Regions from separate parts of the Homo sapiens genome. Here region 1 is linked to region 2. Evidence: read pairs that join two places in POLR2A ChIA-PET (ENCODE). Cell type or tissue: OCI-LY7. All regions are shown on one strand. Each heading gives the region's core, and the rest is flanking DNA. Links, peaks and the distances in the headings are about the cores only. Region 1 overlaps DTNB (dystrobrevin beta). Region 2 overlaps DTNB (dystrobrevin beta).

Region 1 (5,380 bases), core at 262-5,261, 180 kb after region 2:
GCTTCATCTATTTGGGGATATCCTCTTTTTTAAAAAGGCTCTATAAAGCCTCCTTAAAAAAAAAAAGGCTCTAAAAAGCACCTGGTTGTTGCTTTGCAAAATAATATGGAATTCCTCCAATGCTGAATATTTGTTTTACTAACATCCAGTGTATTCCCCTCTATTCTGTCCACACCTTTCTGCATTTATAACAACATTGTCTTTAATGCCAAATCACAGTATACTCTCTTCCGAGAACTTTTTTTTTTTTTTTGAGACGGAGTCTCCCTCTATTGCCAGGCTGGAGTGCAGTGGCATGATCTCGGCTCACTGCAACCTCTGACTCCCAGGTTCAAGCGATTCTCTGGCCTCAGCCTCCCAAGTAGCTGGGACTACAGGCGCACGCACCACGCGCAGCTAATTTTTGTATTTTTAGTAGTGACGGGGTTTCACCATGTTGGCCAGGATAGTCTCGATCTCTTGACTCCATAATCCACCTGCTTCGGCCTCCCAAAGTGCTGGGAGTACAGGCGTGAGCCACTGTGCCTGGCCTCTGAGGACATTTTAAATGACAACACATGTAGTGCCAAAAGTGGATACAACTCAGTTGAAGTGACAACAAATGATCAGCTATGATCAAGTTCACACATGTGCAGGAAATGACAGCCCATCATAACCACTGCCTAACCAACTGCAATTGTGAGGTATCATTGGCTATATATCTCAACATCAGAAATATTAAGATATGAAAAAGTGTCTTCAAATCAATGAAACACTACTAATCCACACCAAAGTACACAGTAGCAAAGGGTTGCTAACGGAGATTATAAAATCTCCTTAATTAGAATACCTATGAAATAACAAATATAGATACACCTGCCAGGCAATGCTTGCCAAACTCTATTCAATGTCCAGGAAAACAAAGTCAGAACATCCAAAAGACATCTCACTTCAAAGTGAGGAGAAAAATCATTTCGCTACATAGCTGGAGAGAATATTTTGTCAAATGCAATCGGAGGACACCTCCAGGCATGAAATATTGTTGTTATTCTTAAAATTAACCAGCAATAGTATAATCCCATTTTTATACAATTGCCACTGCCTCCGTGAATCAAGGGAAATGTGGCATGGTGCCCAATAAAGTGTTATCAACAGTATCTCCTGCATACACTGATTGTAAGAGTGTGTCTACTTTCCTATCTGCTCACTTCTCCCTTTCTCTCCATTCTTTGCTTATTCAGGTTTCTTTTTCTTTTCTTTTTTTTTTTTTTTTTTTTTTTTTTTTTTTGAGATGGAGTCTCACTCTGTCGCCCAGGCTGGAGTGCTGTGGTGCCATCTCGGCTCACTGCAACCTCTGCCTCCTGGGTTCAAGCAATTCTCCTATCTCAGCCTCCTGAGTAGCTGGGACTACAGGCGCCCGCCACCACGCCTGGCTAATTTTTGTATTTTTAGTAGAGACGAGGTTTCACCACGTCGGCCAGGCTGTCTTGAACTCCTGACCTCAGGTGATCCACCCACCTCGGCCTGCTGGGATTACAGGCGTGAGCCACCATGCCCAGCCTCAGGTTTCCTTTTCATAAAGATAGGCATCAAATTAAAAATTCCGTGCAAGGTGGGTTGAACTCTTCGAACTAAAGTCAATATTGTTACAGGATTCCTGGGGTGATGCTTTTCCTTTGTGGCCAGTGGCACCTTTGCCGGAGTTTTGCTTGGGCCCACTGGACTCGTTCCACCCACTCGGCCTGGCAGGCTGCACTCGGCTCACGCTACCAGCCTGGATCCCATGCCTACCAAGGGCGAGCCATGTGCAGAGCAGTGAAGCGAGTGTGAAGGAGTGTGGGGTCCGGCCACTATGCACAGCCAGGCATGCCAGCTGCAGTGGGGCAGGCAGCTCCAGGCACCAGCACGGGCCCTGGCTCTCTGTGAGGTTGCACTGGACCAGGCATACTGCAAGCTGCTTCCACAGCTGGCACCAGCAAACACGGTGGCACCCAGAAGCTTGGAGATGCCAGGAACCACAGAGCCCCAAGGAGGGTATTACAGCCCCGGCCTGGGGAGCTCCTACATCTGGGCTCCCCAGAGGGGTACAGCTCTTTTCTCCTTCTTTCTTCTTCTTGTTGCCCACAACATGGCAAGCAAGGGGCATATTTCAGCCCTGTTTACGTTATAGCTCTTTTAGACTTGCCATTTTTTGGGTCCCGAGTTCCTGTCCCGTACCCAGGAAGACTGAGGTATGTGGAAAAGTGGAGGGTAAGCAAGGCAAAGAGGAACTTTATTGAGCAATAGAACAGTTCGGAGGAGACTCGCAATGGGTAGCTCCTCTCCACAGCCAGGGTGTCCTGACAAGTGTTCAGCTCTCAGCATAGAGGAGACTCTGGAGTGGGTAGCTTCTCTCTGCAGCTGATCGTCCTGATGTCTCTTCAGCTCTCAGCAGAGAGAAGACCCTGGCAGGGTAGCTCCTCTCTGCAGCTGGTTGTCCCATCATCTCTTCAGCTCTTAGCAGACAGGAGACTCTGGGGTGGGTAGCTCCTCTCCACAGCTGGTAATCATTTGTTCGAGTTTGGCTGAGTTTAGGGCTTTTGTGGGTCTTAAAGGGGAGGAAGCGCATGCTGACAGGTTCATGGGTGGCCATGGGTAGGCTTGGAAAAAGCACCACAAGTTCCCACTCCAGTCCATGGGACTAGCAGCCCGACCCCCAGGCTTCAGGCCCTCCCTGTCTTGAAGGTGGGGCTTCACCGGGGACCCACGCCCTTCCACCCAGGGGCCTGTCTGCCTCCTACTGCTGTTCATGGCACCCAGGTGTTCGTGCCAAGGGGCACCTGCAGGCCAGTGCCAAGCTGCCCTCAGGCCCGTGGCCTTCCTCCCATGCTCATCAGTGCCCAAAGTCCGGGGGTGCTGAGGTGGCAGGGGGCTGGCATGTCAGTGCTGCCCCGAGCGTGTGCACACCTGGCCAGGCTGCAACAGTGCCCGAGCTCGGCCTCAGCCTCGCTCTGACACTGGAGCAGGTGTTGGGAGCAGGGAGACGCCAGGCAGCGGGAGCAGGGAGATGCCAGGCAGCGGGAGCAGACACCTCCAAGCCTGCAGGGGCAAGGGCAGCCTTCCCAGGCCCCTGACAGTGCAGAGATGCCTGGTCTGCAGCCATGGCTTGACCGGCTGCAGCTGCGCCCAGGGAAGGCGAAGCTCCCACCCTGTCAACTGAGAATAGGGTGGAGCTTCTGCCTGTTCCTGGCTCCCACCAGCTCTATGGAGCATGCAGCCCCAGCCACGCCTCCCCCAGTGCAGCCAGCATCGTGGCAGTGGCTGTTCTAGATGGGACACAGATGCCATTAATATGAAGACCTAATAAATAACAAATAGCATCTCCTTTCTAAGGAGAAATATTGCATTTTCCAAAACTCTAAAGTTTGGAAAATTTGGGGAGAAATTTAAATACATTTACTACTTATTTTAAACAACTTTTAAGCGTCGAAAGTCAGTTAGTTTGTAAACTCTGAAGAATGTTAATATATCTGGGCTACTCACCAAAGTATTAGTCTTGGGGTGCTATAACAATACTCTACTATGTTCAGACAATAATCACAATCACAAATTTGCAAGGACAATTTTTCTATTATTAAAATTCTTAAAAATATATCAAAGTAGAGAGAATAGTATAATATGCCCATCCCGGCCAGGTGCACTGGCTCACACCTGTAATCCCAGCACTTTGGGTGGCTGAGGCAGGAGGATCACCTGAGATCAGGAGGTCGAGATCAGCCTGGCCAACATGGTGAAACCCCATCTCTACTACAAATACAAAAATTAGCCAGGCATGGTGGCAGGCACCTGTAATCCCAGCTACTTGGGAGGCTGAGGCAGGAGAATCGCTTGAACCGGGGAGGCAGAGGTTGCAGTGAGCCAAGATTGCACCAATGTACTCCAGCCTGGGTGATAGAGTGAGACTCCATCTCAAAAAAAAAAAAAAAAAAAAAAAAATATGCCTACCCAGCTTCAACAGTTCTTAACATATGACTAATTTGGTTTCATTTTTGCTTTCGCTTTCCCTCCAGCCTTCATTATTTTGGGGCAAACTCCAGACATACCATCTCTTAAATTAGCTTTTCCCCAATTTTTTTTAATAATGGACATCCAGGATGCTTCTGGTTTGGGGCTAGTATGAATATAGTTGATAAGAGCACTCCTGAAAAGTCTTAAAACCTAGGATTAGGTTTTAATTTAATTGCTAGGTCATGAGGAGGTGTCAGATTAGTTTTATTAAGAAACCACCAGGGCTTCTTGCAGTTTGTAAAGAGTACTGGATACTCCAAATATCTTTACCAGTATTCGAAGTCAGTATTTAATTTTAGCTATCCTAATAGATGGGTTCTGCTGAATTAACTTATAAACGCATCTAATTTCTCTTGTGTTTTAAAAACAACTAAACTACATAATCCACAGACCTTATTTTGGGTTAGTTTCCCAGGCAAAAAAAAAAATGTGTTTTAAAAAAGAATTAAAACTATATTAAAATAAACCAATGTGTAATTCTCTTCATATCATTAAAAAAAAGCATTTCTGCTGTAATGTGTTACATTAAGAAAGAAGCTGAAATTTCTTTACATCAAAATGCTATAATGGAAAGGTGCGCAGAGTACAACACTGTGGACTTAAAAATCATAAGGTATATGAGGAAAACAGAGTTGGAACAACCACTAAGAATCTACATGGCTTTGTAAATAGAGGACAAACGAAATAATCAGCCAAACTAAATCCCTCCAGGTGCATGCACTGGTATCACTGTCGGATGGTGTCTTTCAGCCTTCAATCCTGAGCCACTGATTTCCTTCTTCATGAGACGAGCATACAACTTCCAAAATAGATCGGTTTCATCAAAACTAGATATCGGATCCAGGGGAAAGCTTAATTCTGTCCATCGATCATGTGAGCACAGGAGGCAAAACGTCTTCACAGCCTCTTCACTCAGCTGCAGCTTCATCATCACAGCACTGCAGAAAGTGAAGCAGCTCATGGGTCCTTGAAACCAGTCACTTCTCTCCCTAAAGGAAGGTACTGCAGGATTTTCAGCTTCTTTCTTAAAATAGTCATACTTTCTCTTTAATTGTGATCGCTTTTTTGTTCAGCCCAGAACATCAAAATGCTGGGGGAAAGTGCATATGAAAAAACAATGCAATTTCTAATTTGCATCAACATTGTTTTCTATCTGATGACGTAAGAGCTGATTCTCATTAAGGAAACACATACTGAAGCAAAACAAACCATGAGAAAAGCCCATTTTCAAAAAGAAACGCAAAACTCATTGAATTTAACTCTTGCAGCATGAAACTTTGTCCAAGCTGTCTCACTTCTTGGTCAATATATCAGTATATTCTATGAGTGATTTCTATTTCCCCTGAGGGTTTTT
Region 2 (5,380 bases), core at 164-5,163:
GGAGAATCGCTGGAACCCAGGAGGTGGAGGTTGCAGTGAGCCAAGATCACACCACTGCACTCCAGCCTGGACACCAGAGTGAGACTCCATCTCAAAAAAAAAAAAAAAAAAAAAAAAAGCACCACTTTAGCTGCAGTTAACTTCATTGCCTATAATTTTATAAAATAGCCTTCTACTTTTCTTTTTTTAAACATCAGGGCATCTATATTGCAGCTCCAAATGCATACTGCCAAAGTATGATTAGGAGTAAATGGAGAAGAGTGTAAGAGTCTATGGAACTTGTTATAACATGCATCTTTTAGCTGAAACTAAGCAGATGTTCTTTTCCATGAAGGACGCTCCAAACCTTAGCACTATCGTTACTATGGAACATCAGAACCAACCTGAGGGTCAGCTATAAAACCTGTTACCCTAGAGACTGGTACAGCTTCATGATTTGACGAAATGCCTCCAGATGCTCTCAGAGTGAAGTTATGGAAACAATCCCATGCTGAAAGAAGATGCTGAGGTGAGGCACAACAGAGAGGAAGAATGCCAGGGAAACCTGTCCTGCTGGAGACATGGCCAAGAATCACGCAGGTGAGCCACAGGAGAAGGGCATCAGGGATGCAGCTGATGTTTTCTTAGGATATTTTCTTCTGTCTGGAAAAGTGGCAGGTGGGAGGCTGGCATGAATAAACCCTGGGGAAGAAGTTATTGAAAGAAAACCCAGACAATGAAGTAAGGGCCACAGGATTTCAAAGTCAGGAAAGGAGAAATCAGTGAAATAAACCCAACTGGATTTCATTCATTCATTCATTCATTCATTCACTCATTCATTCCTCTATAGGCCAGGACCCAAATAGATCTCTATAGACCCTTCTAGGTTTATAGCCTTTCTCCAGAGTACCAACTGGTACAATGATGAAAGGATCCAAAAACTGTGGAGCTGGAAGTTTACTGATGAGGAAAATGAGGTTTGTAAAGGTTACGTGCTTGTTTAGATGAAAAAGAAATGGGATTTAGCTGGCAAGACTCGATTAGTGAGAAGGGCAGTCCATTCATGTGTAATTCACAGATTTAAGATTTACATCTTTGTTCAGTGGAGTGACATTATTTGACAGGAGGTGGTGCTGAGGAGGTTGGACAGGACAAAGCCCACTTTTCAGAGTTGGGTACACTTTACTACTCTATTGAACATTTTCTTTCCTAAGTTGCTGATAACTTCCTTATTGTCAAATTCATGGGCTTCCTTGTCTTATTGTCTCACTAACTTCCTCCTTCTTGCAACTATCTGGGCTTCCAAGAGAACCGACGGTCCTTCTCCTGCCTCCTTTTTCTTCTTTTTGTCTACTGTGGGTTTTCCCTAAGGCTCACGTTTATGGTTTCAATCCTCATTTTGTGTTGAAGGGTTCCAAGTCTACATTGCTAGCCCTGTTTTCCCATTGAAATTTCAGTTGCGCATGTCCAAATACCTAGCAGGTCTTTTTGCTTGACTGCCTGGCTATGGGACATAATAGCATGTCCAAAATCAGATCAAAGTCCCCTCCTAACCCAGATCATGTCTCTATTTTCACTTGTTCAGTAAATGACACCCATCATTTCCCTAGATTCTTAGGCTCCAAGCCTACAAATCATTTTTTCTTCATCCTTTTCTGTTAATGCTTTGCTGAGATTCAGTCTGTAGTATTCTGGGGGAGGCAGTGTGTCCTAGGAATTCAATATTCTTCCAGTGGAAGAATTTCTCCAGTTGGCTGAGGAGATAATGTTTTTGGAGGCCCTGAAGGATGGTTTTCATATGCTGTGTGCATTCTGGTCAGGAGAGGAAAAGACAGAAATATAGTACAGGAGGGAAATTTAGGAAGTAGGTAAGGAAATCTCTCAGCCTGACATTGATGAGTGATGAAAAATATTGGGGGGTGTGGCACACACCCCAAAGCTACTTTTCTCTTGTATCCTCGGACTCTTGTTAGGTGCTCAGGGAGTTTTGGGGGAGTGAAATACAAACACCCATCCCCCATCCCCACCACGCAAGACAGGACCATCTGGAAATGAACCTTCTGGGTATGCAAGAGTAAGTTCCTGAACATAAAAGAAACCAAAACCATTTTTGTTCATCTATGATGCTTTCCCAGAAGGATCTTGATGAAAAGAGGGGAAATGAGAACAAAAATAACTCGGGGAAGTCTGAATTATATGAGGTATTCAAACTTTATCAGGTCCCCAGAGACACAGGTATGGGGCTTCAGTCACGCCACCCTGCCATGACGAGGCGGGGGGGCAATGGTTTAAAGGCATTTTGTTACTGACTAGCTGCTTCACTCATTAGCTTCATGTTCCTGGAATGTGCGATAAAAAGAACAATGTATAGATAATCAATAGCTTATGTTATTATTTTTTTAAAACGTATCTGGCCTGTGACACAACCCTCAGGAGATCCTGAGAACACATGCCCTGCTTATGTTACTTTAATGTAAGTTCTTGGTAAACAACTTAGGAACTGCCTTTTCTTTTTTTTTTTTTTTTTTAAACCCACTGTAACTGCTGCTAATCAGAATGTATATTCAGGGCAATTTGAATCTTTGCTCCTGGGGGGCCATCCTCAAGCTTTGGGCTCAAATAGACTTATACTTAACCATAAAGAAAAACCATAGCTGGGCGCGGTGGCTCATGGCTGTAACCCCAGCACTTTGGGAGGTCGAGGCAGGCAGATCACCTGAGGTCAGGAGTTTGAGACCAGCCTGGCCAACATGGCAAAACCCCATCTCTACTAAAAATACAAAGATTAGCTGGGCGTGGTGGCGTGCGCCTGTAATCCCAGCTACTTGGTAGGCTGAGGCAGGAGAGTCACTTGAACCCGGGATGCAGAGGTTGCAGTGAGCTGAGATCATGCCATTGTACTCCAGACTAGGCAAGAAGAGTGAAACTCCGTTTCAAAAAAAAAAAAGAAAAGAAAAACCAAACCTATTTTTAGTATTATAGTGATATTTCCTCTTTTTGGAAAAAAAATAACAACAAACTGCCAGGTCCCTACGGTGAGTACAGGTGCCAAGACCGATGAATACACCCTGCCAACTCTTGCAAGGCCATGTGTGGGAGGGAGCCAGCAGTAGCAGACAGTCTATGCACATATCCTGGGACTGCGACCCAGGATAAAGGTTTGTGGGAGAGTCCTACGTATAGCACAGCGATCCTCATTTACCAACAGACATCTGTACCATTTGCCAACTTAGGAGGGCCGCAGTGGTGCCTGAGGCCCGGGATACCACTGGCCCGGCTTGTGTTTCTGCATTTAGGGTATCATGTCAACCATGAAATAACTTTCAGACTATTTGATGGTGGTATTTGTGTACGATTTCTCTTTTTATCCTCCAAAAGGCCAGGCTCACTGTCTTGAACATATATAGTAAAACACCGCTAAATAAATAAATGAATGGCAATCCTTTGCCTTTTGGGAAGTAGACTCAGGCTTCTATTTCGGAAGATTAAGAGCCACGGAGCCCAGAAGATTGCAGAAGCATGTGAATCTGAATCGCTTCCCAGTGAGACTGTATCCAAAGGCTAAGAAGGGAACGTGACCCATGAGGCATGCTAACATCAAGGGGTTCACCAACAATCTCTTTAATGGCCAAAGAGGAGGTTTCTTTTTCTTGTTGCATAGGTTTGTTTTTCTGAAAGTACTTTCTCTTAAACTTACAAAGTTAGTATTCATGAGGTTTATGTGAGCCCTTGTGGGTCGACCATTGCTAACTAAACATTAAGTGCCCTTCCTTTGAGGTATATTTGGTAGAGCTGTGATCAGAAAGGGGGGCTTCCTGGAGCCAGGCCAAACCATGCTCTCTTTGGTATAGCTGTAGGTGGGTATTTGTCTGGGTCTTGGAAATCAGATAGGGCATGATGGCAAGATCCCACGTGATAGCCAAACTCACTGAAGTAAAAGGAAAGGTCCCAAGTGTGGCAAAGTTCTCTTGGCCAATTCCCCAAGATTCCACTAATCACATTATTTTCAGAGTGCCAGGTATATTATCCTTTGGCCCACTGCCCCACTACCTAAGCTGGGCCAAGGCCACCCTGAAGGAGCTTCCTATCCTTACATAACTTTTACTGTCTAAAGTTACAGTCTTTAAGCCTGATGATCATTATATAAAATGTTCTATTAAACATATATAAAGTCTTTTTAAGTCTTTAAGCCAGATGATCATTATTAGATAATTAACTTCTAATAGGAGAGATCAGATAAATGTTGGAGGAAACAAATCCTTCATGAATAAACAGAACCCCTTTCCTTGGATAGCTCAGTGAATGTGGTATTAGAGATCCAGCAGTGAAATTTTATGGTGCACTGAGTCACTGGGAAAAATGGAACCCTAAAATGTTCCTAGATGAACTTGTACATCTGAACTGTTTCCAGACTAGGATTGGGATATTGTTTGATTGAGGCCAGAGAGGCCCATAGCTCAAATGCACCAATGGTCATAAACACCATTGCCAGTAGGGACTTCATCAGTCTCTGGTGACCCTAGTGTCCCTCTGTAACATGCTGATGAATCCTACAACCGTATTTCTGACTGTAAGCACTGGGCTTTTACTGAGCAATATTTAAAATATTTTCAAACGATGCAAATAACTATAGATATCCTGCATTTTATAGATTATTATCTTTAAAAGACAAGGTGATTTTTATGCCATGTATCAGTATATTTTCTTTAGCTAGAAATAACAACATTAATAATTAATAATAATACTAATCAGCTTGGTGTTTGTATTTTTTTGGTAACAAATTTTTTTCAGATTCCTTTTTAAAAAAATTATTTTCATTATTTGCTTTCTTGGGAAATCAGACACCTTTTTTTTTTAATACTTTAAGTTCTAGGGTACATGTGCACAACGTGCAGGTTTGTTACATATGTATACATCTGCCATGTTGGTGTGCTGCACCCACTAACTCGTCATTTACATTAGGTGTATCTCCTAATGCTATCCCTCCCCCCTCCCCCCACCCCACGACAGGCCCCGGTGTGTGATGTTCCCCTTCCTGTGTCCAAGTGTTCTCACTGTTCAATTCCCACCTATGAGTGAGAACATGCGGTGTTTGGTTTTTTGTTCTTGCGATAGTTTGCTGAGAATGACGGTTTCCAGCTTCATCCATGTCCCTACAAAGGACACAAACCCATCCTTTTTTATGGCTGCATAGTATTCCATCGTGTATATGTGCCACATTTTCTTAATCCAGTCTATCATTGTTGGTTCCAAGTCTTTGGACATTTGGGTTGGTTCCAAGTCTTTGCTATTGTGAATATTGCCACAACACACATACGTGTGCATGTGTCTTTATAGCAGCATGATTTATAATCCTTTGGGTATATACCCAGTAATGGGATGGCTGGGTCAAATGGTATTT

The links. ChIA-PET counts read pairs that join two places held together with the same protein. Peaks named below come from ENCODE experiments on the same cell type or tissue, not always from the same donor. Only the 100,000 strongest peaks of a DNase experiment are listed, where the experiment ranks them.
Region 1: POLR2A ChIA-PET joins it to region 2 with 14 read pairs; 2 of 35 experiments call an interaction of 5 or more read pairs at or near these places.

Annotation. Positions count from the first base shown.
Region 1 is chr2:25,588,132-25,593,511 of GRCh38, forward strand. The region is part of intron 6 of DTNB (dystrobrevin beta); the gene reads right to left. Among named protein-coding and RNA genes, the nearest start is that of DTNB, 83 kb to the right of the region's middle. In OCI-LY7, for the core only: no CTCF peak of the experiment used is centred there; no DNase peak of the experiment used is centred there.
Region 2 is chr2:25,408,446-25,413,825 of GRCh38, forward strand. All of the region lies in intron 16 of DTNB (dystrobrevin beta), which reads right to left. Among named protein-coding and RNA genes, the nearest start is that of DTNB-AS1, 10 kb to the right of the region's middle. RefSeq lists an enhancer at 1,965-2,084. In OCI-LY7, for the core only: CTCF peaks have their summits at 1,112 (motif pointing right) and 1,323; DNase peaks (open chromatin) are centred at 1,116, 2,126 and 3,026; H3K4me3 peaks cover 1,299 bases; H3K27ac peaks cover 3,536 bases.